2 separate regions of the Homo sapiens genome follow, and region 2 is linked to region 1. Evidence: read pairs that join two places in POLR2A ChIA-PET (ENCODE). Cell type or tissue: GM12878. All regions are shown on one strand. Each heading gives the region's core, and the rest is flanking DNA. Links, peaks and the distances in the headings are about the cores only.

Region 1 (12,196 bases), core at 2,704-10,703:
CAATCTTCTAAAATGTTTCAAGTGTTTGTGTTGATCAAAACAGCCTCACTGTTCTCACTGACTTTATAAATAAATGCTATAAATGCAAACCTCTAAAATGAGTGTACATAATAAAAGAACGCCGTAGTCTGTTTCATAAATCGAGTCTGGTGTGCCATTTCATTTGAAAAAAGGATTTGCTATTTAAAATAAAAAGGCTGTGGGAAGATGCAGAAGAATCAAAAAAAATAGCACATGTTAAAATAAATCAATAGTTCTTCTGGAGCCAAAATGTGTTCCTGGAAACTAAGGACACATCTGCAAATCATATCTCTCCATAACTTCTTGTGTTGAATCATTTTAAAGTAGATCCTGCAGCAAACTTGAGCTTATCACATCCAGGCAATCAACCACCACCATTTATTTAGTACTAGATTCTTGAGGAAGAGATCTGAGAAATAAATGATTACTGGAAAGTTCCTGATAATCTCCAAAAAGAATCCAACTCTGCCACCATTCCCAGTCCCATCTACCCTTTACTCTCTGCCCCAACCCAAGAAGTTACAGTTCCTGCAGAAAGTGGAAGGACAAAAGTACTCCTAAGAATCCCAGATGGGCTGGCCCAAAGGTACTGAGTTATCTCACTGGACTGTTTGCAGTCAGTTACAGATCCAACTCCTTGTTCTACTCTTTCCCCCGTTCTCACTACTACACTTCACTAGTTTAAAAAAAAAAAAAAAAAAAAAACCCAGATGCATTTTCCCATTAAATGATGGCTACATGAAAAAGGAAGCTCCAAAACCAAATCCGGGGCATTACCAGGTGTTTCTCAACAAGAACAAATAAGTGCTGTTTGCATTTTTAATCATTTCTATATCTGTAACAACAATACCTGCCTCACAGGGTGATATGAGATCCAATCAGGCGATCCATGTAAAACTGCTACATAAACCATAAGGAATTATCTAATCTGTAGTTATGGCTGATCTCATTTTTATTTGGTCTTAGATACCAAATGAAAACAGACCAAAGCAAAACAACAAAAGTGGTCAGGCCTACTTTGAAACTAGAGACTCATGCCCTCAGGTTTAAGGGCTTTCTCCCAATCATATCTAGTGGGGCTTTTCAGACTAGATTTCAAAATGAAGCTATGTAAAATGTATAGGCGGGAAAAATCAGGAGGCCAAGAATTTGCTAACATCACACAATCAGAACAGAGGTAGAAAAGACATAGAAGGCACATTCAAGGATACTGGTTCAAGGATACTGGAGAATTCCCTGGCTCCCGTTTGGCAACAAAGCCACCGGAACCTTGGCCAGCTGTTTCAAGCAAGTGGTGAAGCCAGAAAGTAGATTGGGTGAGTTAAGGAATTAACTGCAAGTGAGGAAGAGGTAATACTCCAAGCAGATTACACTTTCAAGTAATGAAAGGGACAAAGAACATAAAACAAAATCCAAGTGCCATCGTGTGGTAGGGAGACAAGGCTTCCATTCCCAAAGGCTATTCAAAAACTTTATCTCCTGCGCTGCATTAATTTATGAAGAATAAGAAAATTTATCTGACTGCCTCCTACCTTGTGCTTGGGATTTAAGCCTCAGACAGATCTTGACAAACTAAGGAAAGGTAAGATAAGTTTAAAACTAAGTGAGACACATTCACACACAAAAATTCCAGTTGGATTGTAGATACAGAGTATCTTCACGAGCTAGGGGTAGGGAAAAATTTCTTAAACAGAACACATAAACCACTAACCATAAAGGAAAAGACTGGTAAGTTGAAATGTTCATCAGATGGCACAATGGAGAGAGTGTAAAAGAAAGCCACAAAATAGGAGCTATCTGCAATATGGAAACAGGGAACTCATATCAGAGCATAAAATAACTTCAACAAATCAGTAAAAAAAAAAAAAAAGACAAAGGACTTCAATTTTTTTGGACAGGCAAATAATTAATTATAAAAGAGGGTATTCAAAAAGCCTATAAATAAGTGTTCAGCCTCATTAGTTATCAGGAAAATACAAATTTAAAATAAGATAGTGCTACACATCTACCAGAAAGGCTAAAATTTAAACGACTGACAATAATAAGTGTTGATGAGGAGGCTGAGCAACCAGCACATGCATGTACTGCTGGTGGGAGTATACACTGGTACAACCACTCTAGAAAACTGACAGCTAAACATATGCATATCTTATGACCCTGCAATTCTACTCCTTGATATATACCCAACAGAAATTTTTACATGTATACCAAACGAAAACATACACAAATGTTCACAGCACTATTATACACAATACCCAAAAAGTCAAAAGAACCCAAATATCCGTCACCACTGGAATGGATGAATAGTGATTTCTTGATAGAGGAGAATATTATAAGACAACAGGAATTAATATTGCTACATGCAACAACACAGATGAATCTCACAAACACAATGTAGAGTGAAAGAAACCAAAACACAACCTTTCATTATTCACTTTATATTAATTTTAACAACAACAACAAAAAAAAGCCAGGCATAGTGGCCCACATCTATAATTCCAGCTACTTGGGGGGCTGAGGCAAGAGGATCACTCGAGCCCAGGAGTTCAAGGCTGCAGTGAGGTATGATTGCACCAATGCACTCTAGCCTGGGCAACAGAGCAAGACCTTGCCTCTTAAAAAATAATAATAATAATAATTTAAATAAGTAAAACTTATCTATGGTGTTATAATCAGACTAGTGGTTACCTTGGAGGAGGAGGGATTCTGGTAATAGTCTATTTCTTTATCTGAGTGTTAGTTACACAAAGATGATCAACTTTACAATTTATCTGCTTCTGTGTAAATATATACTGCAATTTTAAACACTTAATGTTTTAAAATCCTCATTTCTAAAGTCCAGGTTGGTGTTATCAGACTCTTTAGAAACTGTATTTTAGCTCTATCAGCACAACTATGGCTCTGGGGACTGGCAATAAGCCTGCAGGTAACAGTGTGAGCATGAGGCTCCTGATTTCTAGGAACCATCTCTTGTCTTCAGAGCTGCCAGGATGGCAGCACAAGGTATTACAACCCCATAAGCCTATGCTTCCCCAAGAGTTACTTGGCTCACCTCAATAGCAAATGGCACATACACTTAAAATCCTTGGGCAGGATGACGAATTAAGCTTGGCTCAGAATATACTCTTGGAGAGCTCTGCATAGATCTAAAACAAACCCAAGTTTTCTGTTCCAGAAACAGTTAAAACTGCAAAGGTGATAAGCTTGCAACTGTGCCTGCCCTGACTTTATCTGCTCCTTTTACTTTGCTGCTCATGGGTCAGCAGTTCAGAGATCTATGCCATTGACTCATTTATTAAGGGACTACTAAGTCCACCAAGACCCATAATCACCTAAAAAAATTAAAACTTGGAAGAAGCAGAAGGGTGACATAATTTGAGATCGCCTTTGCTTCTTCCCCATATTCTCCATCCACAGCAAACACCATCAGGTCTGCGGACTGTTGCTTCTCACTCTTTTGCAGGTTTGTACCTTCTCCCTCACCACTATTTCTACGGAGCCCTAATCATCTCCTGCCTACGTTACTATAATTGCTTTTACCTGGTTTCCAGGTTTTCCAATTCCAATCCAAACAGTACTTTACCGCCAGATAAATTCTCTTAAATATAGATTTTTCTGCCCCAGTTATTCTTTTTTTTTTTTTTTTTGCTAAAGACATGGTCTCTGTTGCCAGGCTAGAGTTCAGTGGCATGATCCTAGTTCACTGAGGCCTCAAACTCCTTGGCTCAAGCAATCCTCCTGCCTCAGCTTCAAATAGCTGAGACTACAGGCACATGCCACCACATCTGGCTTTTATTTTCATTTTTGTAGAGCCTGGGTCTTGCTCTGTTGCCGAGGTTGGGGTTGAACACCTGACTTCAAGTGATCCTCCCACCTTGGCCTCCCAAAATGCTGGGATCACAGGTGGGAGCCTCTGCATTCAGCCTAATTTTTTTTTTTTTTTAGAGACAGAGTGTTGCTGTATCACCCCAGACTGGAGTGCAGTGGAACAATCACAGCTCACTGCAGCCTCAAACCCCTGGGCTCAGGCGATCCTCCCCACTTCAGCCTCCTGAGAAGCTGAGACTATAGGCACATGCCATCACACCGCTCCAATTATTCTAAACCTAGCTTTAATTCTGGAGTGACTAAGCAACTCAGCTATTTGTTGGAGAAATGAGAATTCAATACTCACTAAGTAACTGATATTGCTTAAATTAAGCCCCTGGGATACAATGATGAGTAAGACGGTCCCTAACTTCAAAGAACTGAAGGTGGCCTAGCAGTTACATCCTGTAGTCCTGGCGTACATATAAACAGCCTCAGAAGACCAAAGAGAAAACTAACTCTATCTGAAGGAAAGAAAGCTTCAAAGGGGTGATTTGGGTTTTGAAGAGCAAGGAAGTTTACTAGGAGGATAAGAAGGAAAGCATGCCTGATTCAATGTCACTCGCCATAGGAAGCCACTCCAATCTGAACACTCATGGTCTCATAAGCGAGTACCTAGCCCCATCCTGCATTTGCTTCTGAGACTGCAATTTATAGTTTAACCTTCATGAATTTTCCTACACAGATTACAGTACAGATCAGGTCATTTACATCTTGTGTCTTTGTCTTGTAATCAGTACTACAGAATTTTGCCCTTGGTGCTGTTCTCTGGTCATTTCAGAATGGCAAAAGTTTTAAAATGCAGGCTCTAGGGTCAGGTTCCCCAAGTTTGAATCCAAATGTGCAGCTTGACCTTGGCCTAGTTATTTAATGTGTCACTGTTTCTTCTTGTGCACAAGTGGGGACAGTAAAAGTACCTAACATATTGGGTCATTCTGAGAATTAAATAAAATGTAAAATACATAGTAAACACAATGTCAGGCATGAAGTGTGGGCTGAAAGTCACTGTTCATACGTCATAGATATTAGGCTTCTCTACCCAGAACATCAACTGTCTGGAAAGATGCTCTATCTAGTATGTCTGTATTTTCTACAATATCTACCATGGGCTGGTGGCTCAACTATCTTAAAGACCAAATTCAAGACAGTAAAAGGAACAAGAAAACTGTTGGTATCACTTTCAGTTTCTCAAGAATACTGGTAATTCCTCCAAATTGAAGATACATGTGACTCTTTACATTTTCCCCTTTAAGGGTTCTGACCATAAGCAGACTTCTGCTCACACGCAGATTCAATCTGTGTTGAAAAACAGGAGACTGCTAACACTGAGACTGAAGGTGGATAATAAGGTGCTTTTCCCTAAGATGTAGCAGCTAGAAGGTGGTTTCCTCAAACCCTGATTAAATCTGTAATATGTTACCTAATGGCCTCTAAAACAACCCCCTCTAAGCATAACCTTTTTACAAAATTAATCTTGGGGAATAATGACTATTTTTTAAATTTTTTTTAAATAAAGATGGGGTCTTGCTATGTTGCCCAAGCTAGTCTTAAAACCCCCAGGTTCAAGCAATCCTCCCACCTATGCCTCTCAAAGTTCTGGGATTACAGGCATGGGCCAACATGCCCAGCCAAAAATGACTATTTTTTAAAGACACTTCTATTAAGCTTTTTGCCATCCTTTCCCAGAGCCTCATTTTGTATAATCTACTAGGAGGTGAATCATATGGGTCTCCTATATTCAGGTTCATGGGCTCATAGATACCAAACCTCAACAAAATGAGGACTAGTATCCCAGAGTGCCATTCAAATATCCCTGTGGCATATCTAGAACAGTGTCATTACCCTATTTGCTGTATATAAAGGTTTCGAAGAAAAGTGATTCTATCCCTGCTGCCAACGAAGGTTAAAAAGTATGCAAAACATATCCGGTGTGTTACAACACATGCGATTAGCAAAGATATTCAAACTCATGTAAACTTTCTCTGAAAGCTAACAGGATTACCATAGATGTCTAAACTCTCAGATCATCACTCTCACTTCCCTACACCCTTCACCACTGCAAAAAAAAAAAAAAAAAAAAAAAAAAAAGGAGAGAAAAAAATCTTTGACCTGTAGGCCTGCACACAAGTATGAGATGAAATACTAAGCTTAAAATAACATGCATGGGAACCAGGGCGAGTGACATCTACCTATCCCCCTCCTGAAGTCATTCAGCTCAAAAAGCCAGAAAGCTAGAAAAGTGCATCAAGGAAGCCCCAGTCAGGAGAACGACATTCAGAACAATGCTTCCTCCCATCTCTCCCTCCGGTCACTACTGCTCTTTTGCATCCCAGCCCGTAGATATTTTCCTTTTCCTTTTGTTTTCTGGAGGCACAGGTCTTGCTCTGTCGCCCAGGCTGGAGTACAGTGGCACAAACTCTATCTCCCGGGCTCAAGCTATCCTTCTACCTCAGCCTCCCAAGTAGCTGGGACCACAGCTGCACACCACCACATCCAGCTGATTTTTGTATTTTTTGTAGAGCTGGGGTTTCGCCATGTTGCCCAGGCTGGTCTTAAACTCCAGGGCTCAAGCGATCCGCCTGCCTCAGCCTCCAAAAGTGCTGGGATTAGAGGCACGAGCCACCGCGCCCAGCTGACACTTCCTTTAAAAAAAAAAAAAAAAAGCACAGCATATTGAAGTGGAAATCTCACTTTATTCCTCTATTTAAAAAAAAGAAAAAGTGGTGAAGCCCACTGACCCTCCACAGTCTAGCAGTCAGCAGGGCAATCAGGGAAGCCCAGAGACACTGGATGACTCGCTCAAAGACACACAGCCAGTGAGCAGCCAGCCAGAATCTCAGCCCCAGCCACACCCATGTGAGTTCCTTTCCTTAGCCTGACTGTGATAGGACAGCGTAAGGCCAAGCAGAGGGAAGACCGAGGTACAAATATACATTGATGTAATTCATTCTAAACATTGTGTACAAGAGTTGCAGGAGAAAAAAAAATGTCTTCTACTGAAGCAAACAGACAACCACAGCATGTAACAGGACTGCTAAGGCTGGGCAGGCGCGCCCACCCCTCTATTAACACAATCTGGAACAAAGTCATCCCCTCGCATGAGAAAGGCTTCTTGTTTTCTTGTCTGCAGCTTAGATCTAGACATAACTTTGCACAATATCTTCACACAGACATTTAATATTTGATTAAAACATACACTCTGGCTGCATCTAAACATAATTTTAGTCATTAAAAAGCACTTTTCTGCTTTAATCTAAAACTACCATAAAGTTGATCGATGGCAGAACATTCCTCTATTATTTCTTGGGTTTGCACAAAGTGCCCAGTCAGATTGTCTGTCTCTTCCTCTAATTACTGCTGAGGACCAAGAGTTAGAAGCAAGATGACTGCCGGGTGTCTGGGCCAGGAAGTTCAACTGATCCCACTGTGGCAGTGATAACATGGAAGCAGCATATTTTCTCCCCATGGAGACCAGTTAGAGGAAACATCTTTGTATACAGAGGATGGTACGTTTTATGCTGGGAAACCTCATCCACATAGTATTGGAGAATGCATAAAAACAAGACTCATCAATCAGCTACCAATGGAGAGGTGCACCAGTTTCTTTCTTTATTTTTTTTTTTTTTTGAGACTGAGTTTAGCTCTATCGCCCAGCTGGAGTGCAGTGGCACAATCTCAGCTCACTGCAACCTCCACCTCCCAGGTTCAAGCAATTCTCGTGTCTCAGCCTCCCAAGGAGCTCGGATTACAGGTGCCCGCCACCACACCTGGCTAATTTTTTTTGAATTTTTATTAGAGACAAGACTTCATCATGTTGGCCAGGCTGGTCTTGAACTCTTGACCTCAAGCGATACCGCCCACCTCGGCCTCCCAAAGTGCTGGGATTACAGGCCTGAGCCAGCGTGCCCAGCCTGGTTTCAATAATTTTAAACAACAAATCTAAAGACTAAAGAGCATGACAAGTAAATGCTACACCTGACCACAGATTGATCCTGGACTGGAGGGAAAAAATGCTATGAAAGGCATGACTGAGCCAATTGACAAAACTGGAATACAGGTGGTAGTAGGTTAGATCAAAGTACTGAATCAATGTTCTATTAACCGAAGATGGTAACTGTACCATAGTCATGTGGGAGAATGCCCCTATTAAGAAATATATGATATAGGGCAATGGACCATGACAAAGGCAACTTACTCTAAAATTGTTCAGAAAAAAATACATGTGTGTGTGAATGTACATGCATGTACATGCATATATGTCTATATATACATATAAAGAGGGAACGTGCAAATAACGTTAACAGGACAAAATATTAACGGTAGGTGAGTTTGGGTAAAGGGTATGAGAGATCTTTGTATAACTTATTCCTTGAAATCTTTCTATTTGAAATCATTTTGAAATAAACAGTTTTTAAAATACCATCCACTGGCCGGTACCCTCTACCTTGCCCCTGGCTGCTCCCAGCTAGCTAGGCATATGGGAAAGAGAAATGGAGAAAAGGATACAATAGGAAAGAATTATTCTCTCAGGTGCCAGGTTTATTTTCACCACAGTTACACAGCCTAGACATTAAAATGTTTGCATCTACTGGTTGGGCAACAAACCATATCCACTAGGAGCTAAAATACATATATTTTATATACTTATTTATATTCCAGTCAGAAGGCTTAATTAAACAGCCAAAAAAAGTAAATGATAAAAATAGTTATTCTGCAGAAACTGTCTAAAGTAAGTAATACAGCCAAGAGTAGGCTCTGTCTTCACAGTCCCATCTGCTTCCCTTTCCCAGGTACATATCCCAGGAGGATGGATGTTTATATCTGCATGCCTAGTATTAAACTCAAAAGATACTTACTGGGCACATTAACACAAGGCAAGCTACCAAGAAATGCTAAAACACGATCACAGAATCTTAAGACAGAAGTAAACAAACCCCAGAGCACAGCAAGTCCAATCTTGTTCTACAATGAGGAAAATGAAGCTGAGAGAGAGCATCCTCCCAAAGTCAGCTAGCTGTGGGTCAAGTGAAGACAGGGGCAGGCCACCAGAGCTCTTGCCCAGTGACAGCTCCTACACCCCTTGAGGAAGCACAGAGGAGTTCTGCTCCAAGGGTTTTAAGGATGATGAATGAGCTGGCTTTACCTGGCATTGGATGACATCAGGTAATGAATGAGTATGAAACTGACGAACCACTATAAAAGCATGCTGCAAATCTAACATGATGATTAACGCTACTGCTCAGGTGAGTAATTTCATTTCAGCTGCTATTACCACCTGTGCTATTTAAGAGCAAGTCTCTTGTAAAACCACCTTCATCCTGAATTATTCCCAGGTAGACTTGGCATTTTAAATAAGTTAACATAATGGCTGGGCGCGGTGGCTCACGCCTGTAATCCCAGCACTGTGGGAGGCTGAGGCAGGCAGATCACCTGAGGTCAGGAGTTCGAGACCAGCCTGGCCAACATGGTGAAACCCCATCTCTAATAAAAATACAAAAATTAGCCAGGAGTGGTGGTGGCGGACACCTGTAATCCCAGCTACTCAGGAGGCTGAGGCAGGAGAATCACTTGAACCCAGGTGGCAGAGACTGCAGTGAGCAGAGATCGGGCCACTGCACTCCAGCCTGGGTGACAGAGCAAGACTCCGTCTCAAAAAAAAAAAAAAAAAAAAAAGTTATAATATTATTTGACTTTGGTAAAAATCTCTAGACCACATTACTACTGGGAACTGGGGTAGCATAATCATCCCCTCCAGGTTCCACTCGGTTGCTATAAAGTCTCAAGAAACCAAGAGCAAACCAAAGTCTACCATCCTCTTTGTCAATGGCAAAGCTGCAATGCCTCGCCCTTCCCATTTCTAGTTGGCCTTGCCACCCGCCTCCAGACCTAGGGACAAAGAATGGTGCTAGCCACAAAAGGAAGGTAGGACACAGCTAAGGACAGGCTTCTCTTAAGGGTAAGCAGGGGAGAGAGTTCAAGCACAAAGCCAGGCAGTGTTCTGATGCAGTGACCTCACACTGGGTAGATGTGGACCAATGGAGTGAGGCTCTCCCTGGTGTACCAATCAGATAAATCACTCCTATGGAAAGGAAGAAATGAGAGGGTGGAGACAGGACCAGAAGAATGTGCCCCAATACTGCTCCCACCTGGTGTGCAGTCAAAACCCCCCTGAATGTAGGCTAAAGCAAGAATGAGGGGACACAGGAAGGTTACCCTCTACATAAGCAATGAGAAAACTAACAGGTTTGTTTTCTCTAATGGGAAACAGTGCTGCCACTGAGGGGTACAGGGCCAAGCATGGCAGGCAGAGAAAGTACCAGATTAGAGCCAGTCCTGGCTCTACTGAGTCTAGTCTGTGGCACTGTGGGCAAACCCCGCAAGCTCCTGGAGCATTCTTCATCTGTATTGGCTGATACAGTCATCTCTCCCTCACTGTAAGTTCTTCTTACGTAAACTCCATGTGTGGGTCTCCTTTTATAAAGGCAAAGTCCCCCTAAGTTGCCACCAGCTTGTCCCTCTGAATACACCTAGTGCCACCTTTATACTTTTTTAAAATTCATGTTCAGTCACGTTCCTCAAAGGCTCTCAAAATATCACTGCCAATTGCCAAAGGGTCCTTAAGTATCCCTGCAAATATAGATAATGTTGCCGGGGTGGCAGCTGCTGGGGGATCTCTGAGGGCACTGCATTACGCAGGAAGTGTGGGGGCGCTGCACAAGCAGAGATCTGTGTCGGGAGGAAGTGACTCTTCATGGCCAATAGGTTCTCAATGCTCCTCCCATCCCCGCAGATCATTACTAGCCACAAAGGGAGAAGACGCTGCAAAGCAACTCTCTAACCAGGGACTTTCATGTGCCCGGGTTCCACTAATAAACTAAAACTTGTACAATATAAAAAACTATATTGTAATACTGGAACTATACACAGTTCCATCCCTCCACCCCACTGGCGAGGCACTGGATTAGAAAGGCAAAACAGTGGTAGTGGTGACTGTGGTGGCAGTGAGCAGCAAGAAAGCAGATGGCGCCTTTCTGGAGGGAGTCGGTGCACAGGTGAAATGAAACAGGTACTCGGCCAATAACCTTGGCCTTGCTCACATCCCTGGAGAGAGAAGATGATAACTCTACATGGGGTTTTCCATGAGCCTTCAATCCCCGCACAGCAAGCACGCATCACCCGTCCCACGATTCTCAACCAATTTTGCTAGAAGTGACTCAGTCCGTCTCTCAGCTCTGCCCCTTCTACAGGCACCAGCCCAAAGCCAAGACTGACCAGAAATCCAACACCCTTCTTCTTCCTGGGCCCTTCCACCCCCAACAGGTGGCTGGGTACGCTTGTCCTGGGAAGGCCTTAGCATGAACTGAAGGGTGTGGGCTGTGGAATCAGGGCAGGTCGCATCTAATGATGACTTCCTGATTACTTATCTGCTTGCCCCTGAGCAAATTACCTAACCTCTCGGAGCTCAAGTTTCTTCACTTGCAAAATGAACTTTCAACAGTACTCCCCCTCACCAAGTAGCTATGGGAATGACATCAATGGATGTAAATCCCTTAGCACCCTCATCCATAAATGAGCAAAACTATTTCACTAGATATTTCACTGGTGAGTCAATGAGCTTAAAAAAAAAGGAACAAAATAAAAATCCTACATAAAAAATTAGCTAAATGCTCAAAAACATCCCAAGAATGCCAAATGCCTTTTCACTTTCATTTTTATATACAAATCACCTCTCACTGCTGCAAACGAAGAATGTAAGAATGAAAACGTGTCCCACAGGCCTCCATCTGTGTTCAGGACAGTAAGAGTTTGGGACTAGACTCATGATTCTAGCAGCAAACACTTTTTTTCTTTTTAAAGAAAGAAATATTGCATAGAACCCCACCATATAAAGCAGACTAAATGAGAAACTGCTTAATTAATAAGGGTAGAGGAGGGGGTCTCAAATGCCTGTCTGTACTCCCAAACCTAGTGTCTGTGACACCTCCAAGAATCCCTATGGGCCTACAGAGCACCAGAAAAGCCCTGCACTAAAGCCCTTCCCAGCTTTGTGATTCTGGTTCTAACAAGTCTAGAAAGTTTTTCGGGGGTAAAAAAAGATTGCTAAAAAGACTGGTCGTACATTCTCTCTCAAGTATCTTTCACCTGCAAGCCCCATCACCACTGCCGCCCAGGGTCTTTGCTACCTGACCACCAGGGGTGATTAAACCATTTCATCACCTGGCCCTAACCTAGCTGACTTACTGTCCCCACCTCACCATCCACAGCCACCCACCCACCCTCTGCCTCAGCCAAACCCAAACTCACCCTT
Region 2 (12,196 bases), core at 1,671-9,670, 400 kb before region 1:
GCCTCTCTCCTCTCATCGGGCCTGATAAGGGATTGGCCAAGGCTGTGTGCATCCTGCAGAGGGAAGGAAGTCAGCTGGGCCACCCGCCATCCACCTTGGCAAGAGCTGGGCCCACTCTGGCAGGCCAGGGTATCATCTGCGTGCTGCTGCCGGGCCAGGAAGGGTGGGTGGGTGGCCAGCAGGCTGGCAGCTCCAGACCCCAGAGGGCCAGAAGAACTCACCCCAGTGCCCTCTGGATGCAGGTGTTGGGGAACACTGAGGACAATCCCCCATCTCCCCTCACCCTTGAGCAGGCCCTCCCTGCACTCTCTGCCACATGTCCCTCCTGGTCTGATCACGGCTGTGCTCACTGATGTGGCTGCTTTCTGTCTCTGCCCCTGTGCCCTTGGAGGCAGGCAGTGAGGTGCTCCTTTCCCAGGCCCCCACCCCTTCTCCCCCTTCAGCCACTTCCCAGCGAGTTGGAAATGTGCCTTGCACCCCCAGCCGAGTGAAGCCCAGAACGCATCTATATGCATCGATGTAACAAGCTCGGATCAGGGACCTAATTGGTTTCCCAGTAGTGGGTAATTTCTCGTTGCAAATATTAATCCGTTGTTTTTCTGGCGCCCAGCCCGGCCCGCCGCAGTACTGTACTCGAGGTACGTTCCTATGCAACCGAGAGCCCCGGCAAATACTTCATGAGCTTAGCAGCCTGGGCTCGAGCAGCTATGCAAACGCGCTTTTCATTTGGAGCACGGGGCTGATGTGAAGATAAGAATTGTTTCTCCTGGAGAAAGATCCATCATTTCTCCAGCTTCCAAGCCCCCGGCACCTCTGCTCAGCTCCCAGATGTGACGAGCACCTCCCGCCAGGGGGAGTCAGGGGTTGATCAAACCAGCTCTTGTGACCCAAACCAGTGCCGCTGCATTAAAGGGAGGCCCAGCTACTCCTTCCCAGCTGAGATGTGGGTACAGGTCAGATTTGTCAGGGAGATGGCACTAACACGACACAAGCTCACTCCCAGAACCGCAGCTGATGTTTATAATAATCGTATGTACTGTGCAATTTAGGAGGGGAAAAAAAGGCTGTACAAGCTTTAACTCTAAAATAAATTTCTATTTTTTTCCTCTTGCAAAATTAATAAAAGATGTTATTAAGAATATAGTCCGAGTCACCGGATTTGGGGTCAGATGGGGAGTCCATGCTGCCTCCAGGAGCTGAGTGACACAGAGAAGCCCTCACTGAGCTGCAGATGGGGTCATGATCTCGCCCTGACTACTCAATGAGATTGTCCTGCCGTATGAGCAGACAACAGTAGCTCATCCATAGAGAGTGGTGATTACATGCCTGGCTCTAACTTGTTTAATCCACGTAACACAACCCTTTGGGGTGGGCACTATTATTATCCTCACTTTACAGATAAGGGAGCTGAGACACAGAGAGGTTGTGCAGCTTTCCTGGGACACACAGCTTTGGAAGCTATTAGCCAATGCACAAATCCTGAGAGGGCCCCTGGAGAGTTGAGGTGGGGGTGACAACACTTGGGTCTTTGGCCCTGGGGTTTCCCTTCACCATGTGTGGATCCTGGAATGGTGGCCCCCAGACCCCCAGTTCCTGGACCTCCTCCCTGCCCACCCCCATGCCCCTGCTGCCTCCAGGGGTGAGTGTTGGCAGCTTGTGGCTTCTGGATAAAGCAGCCCTTGAGTGGAAAGAGGGCTCAGTTGAGGAGGGTCACACTGCAGTTCAGGCACCGGCAATAGCACTGGCAGCAGGTAGGAGAGTCCTTTAGAAACCCTACTTTGCTTCACTGTGTGGGTCAGAGGAGAGAGCCCCCTCTGTCCAGCCAGGAGAGGCCCAGCCCCAAGCATAGAGGGAAAACAGCAGGGGCTCCGGCCGGCCTGCTCCATGCCCCCTGTTCCCTCTGATTTCCTAAGAGACGGGCCTGGCTGTGCCCAGCCATGCTAGTGTTGGAAAGCAGTCGCCCTCCCTCCTTTTGGTGGAAGGATCTCTGGGCCAGCCCTGGAGACCCTCGAGGGCAGCCCAGACCTTCCAGCATTCCCTCTGTGAGAGTGGGAGGCCGGCAGGGGTGTCCCAGCCTCTCAGCTCTGCTGAGCCTCTCCAGCCCCTGCCAGAGCCCTGGGGTGGAGTCCTGTTATTCAGGGGCCAGACAAGTGATGTCAGGGAGTGATGTCAACACTGGCCTGCAAGGACCGTGGTTGACACGGCGGCACAGGCCCTTCGAAGGGGTCAGCCACACCTCAGATCCAAGGGGCCAGCAACATCCGGTCTTCAAGGTTTCTTTTTTTTTTTTTTTTTTTTTTTTTTTAATTGAGACAGAGTCTGGCTCTGGCTCTGTCGCCTAGGCTGGAGTACAGTGGTGTGATCTTGGCTCACTGCAAGCTCTGCCTCCCAGGTTCATGCCATTCTCCTGCCTCATTCTCCCAAGTAGCTGGGACTACAGGCGCCCGCCACCACGCCCGGCTAATTTTTCTGTATTTTTAGTAGAGACAGGGTTTCACCATGTTAGCCAGGATGGTCTTGATCTCCTGACCTCGTGATCCACCCGCCTCAGCCTCCGAAAGTGCTGGGATTACAGGCGTGAGCCACCTCGCCCGGCTCGGTCTTCAAGGTTTCTAAGAGAAGCCAGACAGCCAGGCGTTTCTTTTATCTTTAATGTGAAATCTAACTTTTAAATGTTGGCTCAACTTCAACAAACAGGCAAACACACACTGAGTGAGCCAAGTATTGAATAAAACCCGTCCGCAGGCAGGCCCCGGTCCGTTCACCAATCCTGCTTGCTCAGCGGGCCTCCCTTTCTGCCCCACCTCCAGCCTGGGGTTCAAGAAATGTCCCAGGCTGGAATCTCCCAGCTCCTCTTCCCTCTCCAGGGAGGAAAAAGGAGAGAGGGCTCCTTCCTAGCCTGTCACTCCCACTCCTCAGCCCCCAGATGGGCAGAGACAGGACGACCATCAGGTGACACCTCTGGGTCCTGGAGGCGGCAGCCCCCACACTCAGCTGTTGTGGGTAAACAGACGTCCTCCTTTCCCTCCACATGCTGAGGCTTCCTATTCTGTGCAACGCCCCCCGACCCCCAGCGCCCCAACAAACAGAGACATAAATGACTCCCAGGCTGCCACTGTCAGGGGTCAGGGCTCGTTGGCTCCCTGGCATAGGTGACTGGAAATGGGCCTCCACTGCAGCTGACAAGAGGGTTACGGCACGGGCTCCCAGTGGAGGCTCCCACAGGCCTCCAGCCCTTGGGGACCTGCCTCCTCTGTTCAGCAGTGGGAAGGACCTGCTTCCCACCCCCCTGGAAGTTCCAACACTGGCACTGCCACCCCAGAAGGACCCAGAAGGACCCCCCCAGAGCCTGCCAAGGGGGGCTTCGCAGCCAGGCAGGTGGCAGCTGCCCCATGCGAGGCACGTGTGCTGAGATGCCCGGGTTCCCTCTCCCAGCCTCACCTCCCGCCTCACTTGGAGCCAGGACAGTCCCTTTCCAAGGCCCCCAGGCTCCACCTGGCCTCTTCACAGTCCACAATCCAGTGGCCCAGCCTCTTGGGTTTGGCGGACTCACTAGGCGATGCTTAATTTTTTTAAAATGAGTTGCCTTCCTTTATTATCAGGTTTCACATTAAAATTCAGATTCCCTGCTTCTCTGGAAAGACAGGAAGATCTGGCAACCTGGTCCCACGTTCCCAGCTGGCCCCAGAGCCTGAGCAGTGCTCTCCAGATGGTCCTGGTCCCCGCCAGCCCCTCTTGTCCCACCCTTGCCTGCAGTCCTCCCTCGCATGACCATACACACACACACCCAGCCAGCGTGTGAGTTTGCAACCCCTGAGATAGAAGCAGGTTAAGGAATGTGGAGGAGAAGAGGGGACGTGGGGATAGTGCTGCGGGGCCCAGTGGGCGTGGAGCTGGCAAGGCTGGACCTCTCGCAATGAGACCCCAGCCTCCCAGGCATGCGCAGTGCTCTCTGGGGCCCTGAGACTTGAGCCTCTGAGGGCCAGAGGCCGGGGAGAGCAAGAGGTGGCCAGCCTCCATCCAGTATGTTGCATATGTCCCCAGGTGCTCTGGGGGTGCCTCCCTGACTGTGTGGGCATGTCCCAGATTGCCGTGTGCAGTGTGGCATTTATGACAGCACTCCAGTCTCCTAGCCTCTCTGGGAAACTGCTCCACTCACAGCTTCTGCCACAGGGGCAGCCTTTGACAACCATATGCTGTGATGATGACAACAAAATTCCTAACAGCGGCCAGGCACGGCAGCTCAGGCCTGTAATCCCAGCACTTTGGGAGACTGAGGCGGGTGGATCACTTGAGGTCAGGAGTTCGAGACCAGCCTGGCCAACATGGTGAAACTCCATTTCTACTAAAAAAAATATAAAAATTAGCCAGGCATGGTGGTGGGCGTCTGTAATCCCAGCTACTCAGGAGGCTGAGGCAGGAGAATCGCTTGTACTTGGGAGGTGAAGGTTGCAGTGAGCCGGGATCGCACCACTGCACTTCAGCCTAGGCAACAAGAGTGAGACTCCATCTCAAAAAAAAAAAAAAAAAAAAAAAAATCCTAACAGCCAATACACACTAAGCCCTCATCCTGAGAGCGAATGCGCTGCGGTTTCTCCTGAAGGCGCACAGTGGTGAGTTGCAGTGAGACCTGGGCTGCAGGCACCACTCTCCCCAGAAAGCTGGTGAGGACTCACACACAGTGACCCTGGGGCCAGCTGCCAGGGTTCCAGTCTAGGCTCCACCAACCACTTCCTGACAGTGCGACCTTGGCGAGTGACCTTACGCCCTGGGCCCTAGGCTTCCTTACCCAGGCTGCAGTGGTACCAGCAGTACCTCTGTCATGGAGCAGAGCTCTCAGGCGCCAGGCCCACTGGTGCTCACATCAACTCCATCCACCATCAGACGGAGGCTGGGATGTGACTTCTGGGTCTGGGGTCTTCACCAGAGCAACGTGGCACTACCTCGCACCCGGTCCCTCTCAAATTTCCAGGGCACCATCCCAGCCTTGGCAGATTGGTCCACAAAGAAGGGCACTGGCCTTAGTGCAGCCAGCCCATTGGCTGAGCAGAGATCGATGTCCCGATGCCCTGCCCCTCCTCCGCCAACTCTTTCCCCTTCCCTATCCATTCCCTTCCCTCCCCTGATTGGCCCCTGGGATTCTTCCTCCCTTGCCTCCTCTCCCTGGGTTCATCCTGCTTGCACCTCCCACCCCCAACACACATGCCCTAGAAGTTCTCAGGAGGGCCGGGAAGAAGGGGTAAGAGTGGGTGTACCCGGCTGGGCATGTTGCACCCACTCACCAGCTTGGCCCCATCACAGAGCTTCTCCCATGCAGAGGCCCCTCCCGCTCCCCCTGGAGTCCCAGGACCCCTCATTACCCTGGGTGCCCGCTACTCCTGGCAGCTGCCCACTCCCCTGCCAGGCCTGTGGCCATCAGCCCGGCCCCTTGCCTTCCCTAAGGCAGAAGCTCAATGTCAGTCCAAGACTACATGTGGCCCAAGGAGCAATTACCAGGGTGACGTGAGCCAGGCGGTGCTGGGGACAGGGCAGGGGCCCTGCACAGCGATTTCCTGTCTGTCCATGCAGTAAATCCCCACACGGAGGAGACTGGTTTTTCCTCATGACTGATGGTCCCAGGCTGGGCTGAATTTGTCTCAATCCCACGGCAGCCAGGCCTGGGGCGGGCACAATCACTCTGTGCCCCACAGCTCAGCTCCCGGGCGAGGCTCAGGGGCCACGTCTTCCATGTTTGGGGGCAGGGAGGGGGCCCTTTTCTAATTCATCCACTCAGAGAGCAGCTTTTCCTGATTTCCACCAAGGCCTCATCTGGCCGGCAGCATCCCAGCCTGCACAGCATCAAAGCCCCAGACAGGAGCCTGGCCCAGCTCTGTCACTCATCTCCAAGCCCCATGGGTGCCACTGATCAGACGCCCACTTCCCTCCATTCCCGGGGCCAGCGCACCCCAAGCCACCGCCATCTCCCAGCAGGACCCTGCTGCAGCCCCCTCTGGTCACCCTGCCTCTGCCCTGCCGCCCATTTCTCAGGCCTGCCCCACACACAGCCAGAAGAAACCTCCCAAAATGCAGAGCCCATCATGTCTGCCTTTTAAAACCCTGCCTTTTAAATCAGTGTCTCCTGTGGCCTTCAGGATGAAGATGACGGCCAAACTCCTTGCCACAACCCCCAAAGCCCCACAGTCTCTGACCCCAGCAGACCCCATGTCCTCGCCCCGAGCTCCAAGCACTCTGTCCTGTCATGCAGTGCTGCACATGGCGCTCACGGTGCTCCTCCAACCCCAGGGCCTTTGCACCCACGGTTCCTCCCACCTACCCTGTGCCTCCTGCCTCCTTTCTCTCCCTTCATTCTGTGCTGCAATGGTCCTTCCGAGAGGCCCTCCCTCATCCTCTGGTCTAAATCACATCTTTCCTTGGTTCACCTACATAACACCTCTCACTATACAAAGTGATTATTTTATTATTTAGGAGTGTGTGTGTGTGTGTGAGAGAGAGAGAGAGAGAGAGAGAAAGAAAGAGAGAGAGAGAGAGAGATGGAGTCTTGCTCTGTCGTCCAGGCTGGAGTGCAGTGGCTTGATCTCTTGGCTCACTGCAACCTCTGCCTCCTGGGTTCAAGAGATTCTCCTGCCTCAGCCTCCCGAGTAGCTGGGATGATAGGTGTGCGCCACCACACCCGGTTCATTTTTGAATTTTTAGTAGAGACAGGGTTTCACCATGTTGGCCAGGCTGGTCTCGAACCCTTGACCTGAAGTGATCTGCCTGCCTTGGCCTCCCAAAGTGCTGGGATTACAGGCGTGAGCCACCACACCCAGCTTATTTAGGATTATTAATAATCTAATCTCCACAAGGGTGAAGATAGTGTCTGTCTTTCTTGTTCGCCATGGCCACTCCAGGGCACAGCTCTGTTCCTGTACACAGCAGTCCCTCCATAACTATTTCTTGGATCAATGAGGCACATAGCAGGTCTGCAGTGGCCTCGGGATTTGAACCCAGGCCTAACTGCACAGCCTCAGGGGCTTTCTTCCATCCTCACATCCTCCCAGGCAGGGGCTTGACACCCTTGCTGCAGCAGCTCTTCACAGGGGATGATCCTCCCGCAGCGTGCCTCGTCTTCAGGCCTGGCTGCCGCAGATGAATCTCCATGAATCAAGCTGACATTTCCATTACCCGAGGGAGACGAGTGTGTGGCCAGGACGGCTGGCTTTGGCGGGGGTGGCGGGGATGCGTGCCCATCACAGCCACCAGCCAAGGAGGGAAGGCAGCCCAGTTACTCACGGAGGCCCGGGCCTGCCCTTCAGCCCTTGGCCAGAGAAGGGATTGTGGCTTCATGGGTCCTCTGCACCTGGGTAGAGGGGGTGACATGGGCCAACAAGCAACAAGAGAAGCACAGAGCATGTGCAGACACAGGTGTGTGCCCAGGGCCACGTGTGTATCATGAGCATGTTTGTTCAGCATTAGCACATGTGTGGCATTTTGTCCAGAGCCAGCAGAAGCACGCATGAGCGTGTGTGCACAAGGTCAACAGAACACACAGTGTGGATGAGCAGTGAACATGCAGTTAGCTCCTAGGTACATACAAGGTGCTGACTCACACTTGAGCAATATCAACATGTTGTGGGGGGCCAGGGGAGTAGGGTCAGCACTTTGAGCCAAAGTCAGCCTCTGATGATCATGGGTATGTGTGACTGGGCCACGGTAAGGTTGGCATGTACACACGAGCCCAAGGCGTGTGGATACAGAGACACGGGACGCAGGTGCCCAGGGCAGAACGAGGTCGTGTAAGCGCTTTGGGCTGTGGGTCACGTCGATATATATGGGTGTCAAGACCAAAGACACACACACAGCCATTCTCTCCATGGTTGGAGCCTGTCTGCTCAGGGCAGCGCAGGGGAGGTGTAGCTGGGAAAGCTGTCTGTGGAGGTGGGTGGAGGGGCCTTTTCTTTCCCATCCAGGCCTCTGGGTGCTCAAACAGGCACCCCCTGCCTTCAAACCAGATGGTGACTCCCACCTTCCAGATTCAGGCAGACACTGGCATTCGCTCCCTGCATAAAGACAACTCTCATACGAACTCGTAGTAAACCCACTGGAATTACTCACCCAGCCTGCCTCTTATCTAACCAGCAGCTTTCTTGCTGCAGGCTCCATGAAACTGACAGACAGCTGGTTCTCAGCCCCCGCCCAGGAGGTGCCCAGAAGGAGACCAGAGGACTTGAAGCTCAGTGGCCCTGGGAGCCTCTGACCTCTCTCCCTTGCCCCGTGACAATGGCTGTCGCTCAAGCTGTCCGCATATCATAACCACATACCACTTGCACGATTATTTATTTAATATTTTTCTTTAAGCCAACTCTTTTTTTCTTTTACTTAAATGCCTATTTTGGTTTCATCCTAAGCAGTAACGTCTGTGAAGTCATAGCACTGATGTGCCCACTGTACATTTTTTTCTAATACACATTTACATAAACACAACTATTAAAATAGATTAAAATTTTCCCCATGTGTCAACTACAATCATCTCCTGGACCTCCTGCGGTCCACTCGCCAACTTCAGAAGGACCCTGGGTGAGAACAAGAGCTCCTAGATGCCTGGTGGCCAGGGCTAGATCCCTGTCAGATCTGTCCCTGCCCAGGCCCATATATGGCAGCCGCCCTCTCTTGCATGAGGCCAAAGCCCAAATTCCTTGTTCTGACATTCAAGGCCTCAGTAGAGCTGGACCATAATTGCTCTCCCAGGCCCATTTCCAGCCCCGCCTTAAGCCCCACCTAGTAGGTCATTAATATTTACTGAATGAATGGAAAGTGAATTAACAAATTGTTCGCTTGATGAATCAATGCGTGAATGAATGAGCACAAACCTCCAGCTGGCTGTCCCCTGAGCCCCTGAGACTCAAGACATCTGAACCACGAAGTCTCCGTCTTCCCTATCCCCCAAGCTGACCCTGTAACCTGAGAGTCGTCACCAACTTTCCTCTTCTCCCACTCAGTCTATTCCCTCCTAATTGGTTCCTGAATCTGCCCGCATGGTCCCCTCCCCAGGGCAACTTTCCTAAGCCAGCCCACTTTCTTCTCTTTCTTGAGTGTAAGAGGGATGAGGAAGGGAGAAGCATCTCCCACAACTATTCTGTGCCCATAGTTGCGGTGATCTTCCTCAAATGTACACCCAGGCGCATCCCAGTCTGCTAAAAGCATCTCACTGCCCACTCCCCATTGCCCCAGGGTAAACTCTAAGCTCCCTAAGAAGGTTTCCAGTTCCTCCTGGCCTGGCTCCACTGCCCTCTGATGCCTAATTTCCCACAACTGCCTCCTGACCTCCCTGCTCTCCACACCTGCCATTGGGACTATTTTAAAGTCCTCTAATGTACTTTCTTTCCCTGCTATACTCTTGCCTGGCTGATGCCCAGACAATCTTCATGTCTTGGCTTAGACATCATTTTCTCAAAGGAGCCTCCCTAGACTACAGCTCCCACAGCCCCGATTTCCCCTTGTTGTCCTGTTAGTAAACACCCACAAAGTGTTTACTTGTGCCAGGCTCTGTTCTAGACACTTCAAATATGTTAGCTCATTTAATTTGCACAACAGCTTGAAGAGGTAGGTATAATGATTATCCGGATTTAATGGATGAGGAAACAGGCACAGAAAGGTCAAGTAACTCGCCCAAGGTCACAAGTGGAGAAGGTGGAATCTGAACCCAGGCTCACGACAATAGATGCCCTCTCTGGATGCTCCAGCATCCCACCTCAAGTGCCTACCACAGTGCTTGGCACATAGTAGGGGCACAGTGAACTATATCAGTGAATAGATGGATGCACAGCTGGATGGTTGAGTAATGAGGATGTGTGACACATGGAAGGAGGATGGATGGAAGTCTGATACAAGGAAGGATGACAAGCAATCAATAGAAGATGGATAGATGGATGGATGAATGGATGGATAATTGATGGATGATGGATAGATGAAGGAATGGATGGATGATAGATAGGTGTAAGGATAATGGATGGATAGATGATGAATAGATGAAGAAATGGATAAAGAATAAATGGATAATGCAGAAATGGATAATGGATGGATGGATGGTTGATGGATAATGGGCAGATGGAGGGATGAATGGATGTGTGGATGACGGATAATGGATGGATGGATGGTTGATGGATAATGGGCAGATGGAGGGATGAATGGATGAGTGGATGATGGATAATGGATAGATGGAGGGATGATGGCTGATGAATGATGGATAAAGGATGGATGGATGATGGATAGATGGATGAATGGATAGATAGTGGATGGAAAGATGATGGATGATGGATGGAAGGATAAATAATGGATAAATGAAGAAATGCATAATGGTTGAATGGATAAGGGATGAATGGATGATGGATAGATGGAGGAATGGATAATGGATAAATAGCTAACGAATGGGTGGATGGATGATGAATGGATGGATGAAAGCATAGACAATGAATGGATAGATGATGGATGGATGGATGGATGGATGGATGATGGATGGATGGATGATGGATAGATAGCTGATGAATAGGTGGGTGGATGATGAATGGATGGATGAATGGATAGATAATGGATGGACAGATGATGGATGGATGGATGGGTGGATGGATGGATGAAGGATGGATGGATGGATGATGAAGGATGGATGGTTGATGGACTATAGATGGATAATAGATGATGAGTGGGTGGATAATGGATTAATGATGATGGAGGGATGAATGAAAAATGGATGAATGGACAATGGACAATAGCTGGATGAGTGATAGATGCTGGATGGATGGATGGATGGATAGATGATGGATAGCTGATGAATGAGTGGATGGATGGCAAATGGATGGATGAATGGATAGATGATGGATGGATGGAAGGATGGATGAATGAATGAATGATGGATGGATGAGTGGAAAGATGAATTATGAATGATGGATGGATGATGAATGATGGATGGATAATAGATGATGAATGGGTGGATAATAGATGGACGAATGATGAATGGATGGATGGATAATGGATAATGGCTGGATGAGTGATGGATGATGGATGGAAGGATGGAAGGATAAAGGAGAAGAATATATTCTACGTGGGGAAAAGCTCTAGAAATTCTTCTGGGAAGGAATAAGGCCTCTTGGGAAATGACTGAACTTGGAGTCAGGAGTCCTGATTCAAACCCCATCTCTGCCATTTGCTAGCTCTGTAATCACAGGCAAGTTACTTCATTCATCTCTGTGACCCTAATTTTCCTCCTCTTTATAATAAGAATCTGTTTCTCCAGGCATCTAAGCCCTGGGATTTTCTGTAAAGGTGGTGCTAGGCACAGGGTAAAGCCTCCTCAGGGTCAGGGTGGTGTGATGTTGCTGAGCTCTGAAGAGAAATGTGGCTTCTTCACCCTCCCTGCTTAGGGCTTGGGTTTGGGGGCCCACTTCTTGCTCGCCCCACATCTCTTGCTTGCCTGGCCCCTGCCTTGCCCACTCTCTGGAATACAAGGCAGCCCTGCCAGCCTGTGTCCAGCCTGGGCTCTGTGCTCCCTCCCTGCCACCCTGCAGTGTCTGGCCCTGGCCTCTGCACAGTCTCTGCTGTCACCTTCAGCCTCCTTGAGGAGTAATGGGGTGGGGCAATGACAGGGCAGCCACAGCCCACAGAGCAACTGGCCTCCATACACCGCAAGAAAACAAGTTCAACAAGCATTTATTGAGCCCCTGCTGTGTGCCTGCTGTGTGACACCCCTGCAGTGCCTGCGCCACTGCCCCCTCCTTCAGGAAGCCACTCTCTGCCCCCCAAAGGGCTCTGCCCCTCTGGGCACCTGACTGGCTTGTGGGTGCCAGCCATTCAGTGGCCAGTGGCCATGTGTCTCCTGGCATCGCAGCTGTGCCCAGCAGGGCTCATGTGATGATGGCAAGAGTCCGGGGCTGCTGTCCCAAAGTCACTCTGTGCAGCCCTGTGCATTCCCTTGGGCCTGCCCTGGCCCCATTTCCAAGGCCATGGGACCCAGGCAGCGATGGGCAGGACAGGCCTGGCATCTCCCACGCAGGCTGACTGAGTTCACGGCACACAGGCCAGGGTTCTGGGGGCACCACTCTGGTGGTCTTGCAGCAGGGGCTGGTGCCAGCGATGGCCTGAGGTCCGCGGGCCAGGTTGAGGTCTTGGTCACACCCAGTGCCCCAAGACCCAGCACTGTCGGTTCAGCTCTGGTGCTTCCTGT

The links. ChIA-PET counts read pairs that join two places held together with the same protein. Peaks named below come from ENCODE experiments on the same cell type or tissue, not always from the same donor. Only the 100,000 strongest peaks of a DNase experiment are listed, where the experiment ranks them.
Region 2: POLR2A ChIA-PET joins it to region 1 with 5 read pairs; 4 of 35 experiments call an interaction of 5 or more read pairs at or near these places.

Annotation. Positions count from the first base shown.
Region 1 is chr16:28,182,724-28,194,919 of GRCh38, forward strand. The region is part of intron 1 of XPO6 (exportin 6); the gene reads right to left. It also overlaps the pseudogene RNY1P10. Among named protein-coding and RNA genes, the nearest start is that of XPO6, 23 kb to the right of the region's middle. RefSeq lists enhancers at 4,949-5,118, 6,203-6,252, 10,827-11,056 and silencers at 6,645-6,784, 9,400-9,572. In GM12878, for the core only: a CTCF peak has its summit at 10,592; DNase peaks (open chromatin) are centred at 5,108, 5,848 and 10,650; H3K4me3 peaks cover 3,600 bases; H3K27ac peaks cover 5,592 bases.
Region 2 is chr16:27,779,229-27,791,424 of GRCh38, forward strand. It overlaps GSG1L (GSG1 like), which reads right to left. Exons shown (of 7, transcript NM_001109763.2): 7 at 8,300-12,196. The coding sequence ends at 12,142. It overlaps KATNIP (katanin interacting protein), which reads left to right. Exons shown (of 28, transcript NM_015202.5): 28 at 1-1,116. Among named protein-coding and RNA genes, the nearest start is that of KATNIP, 240 kb to the left of the region's middle. In GM12878, for the core only: no CTCF peak of the experiment used is centred there; no DNase peak of the experiment used is centred there.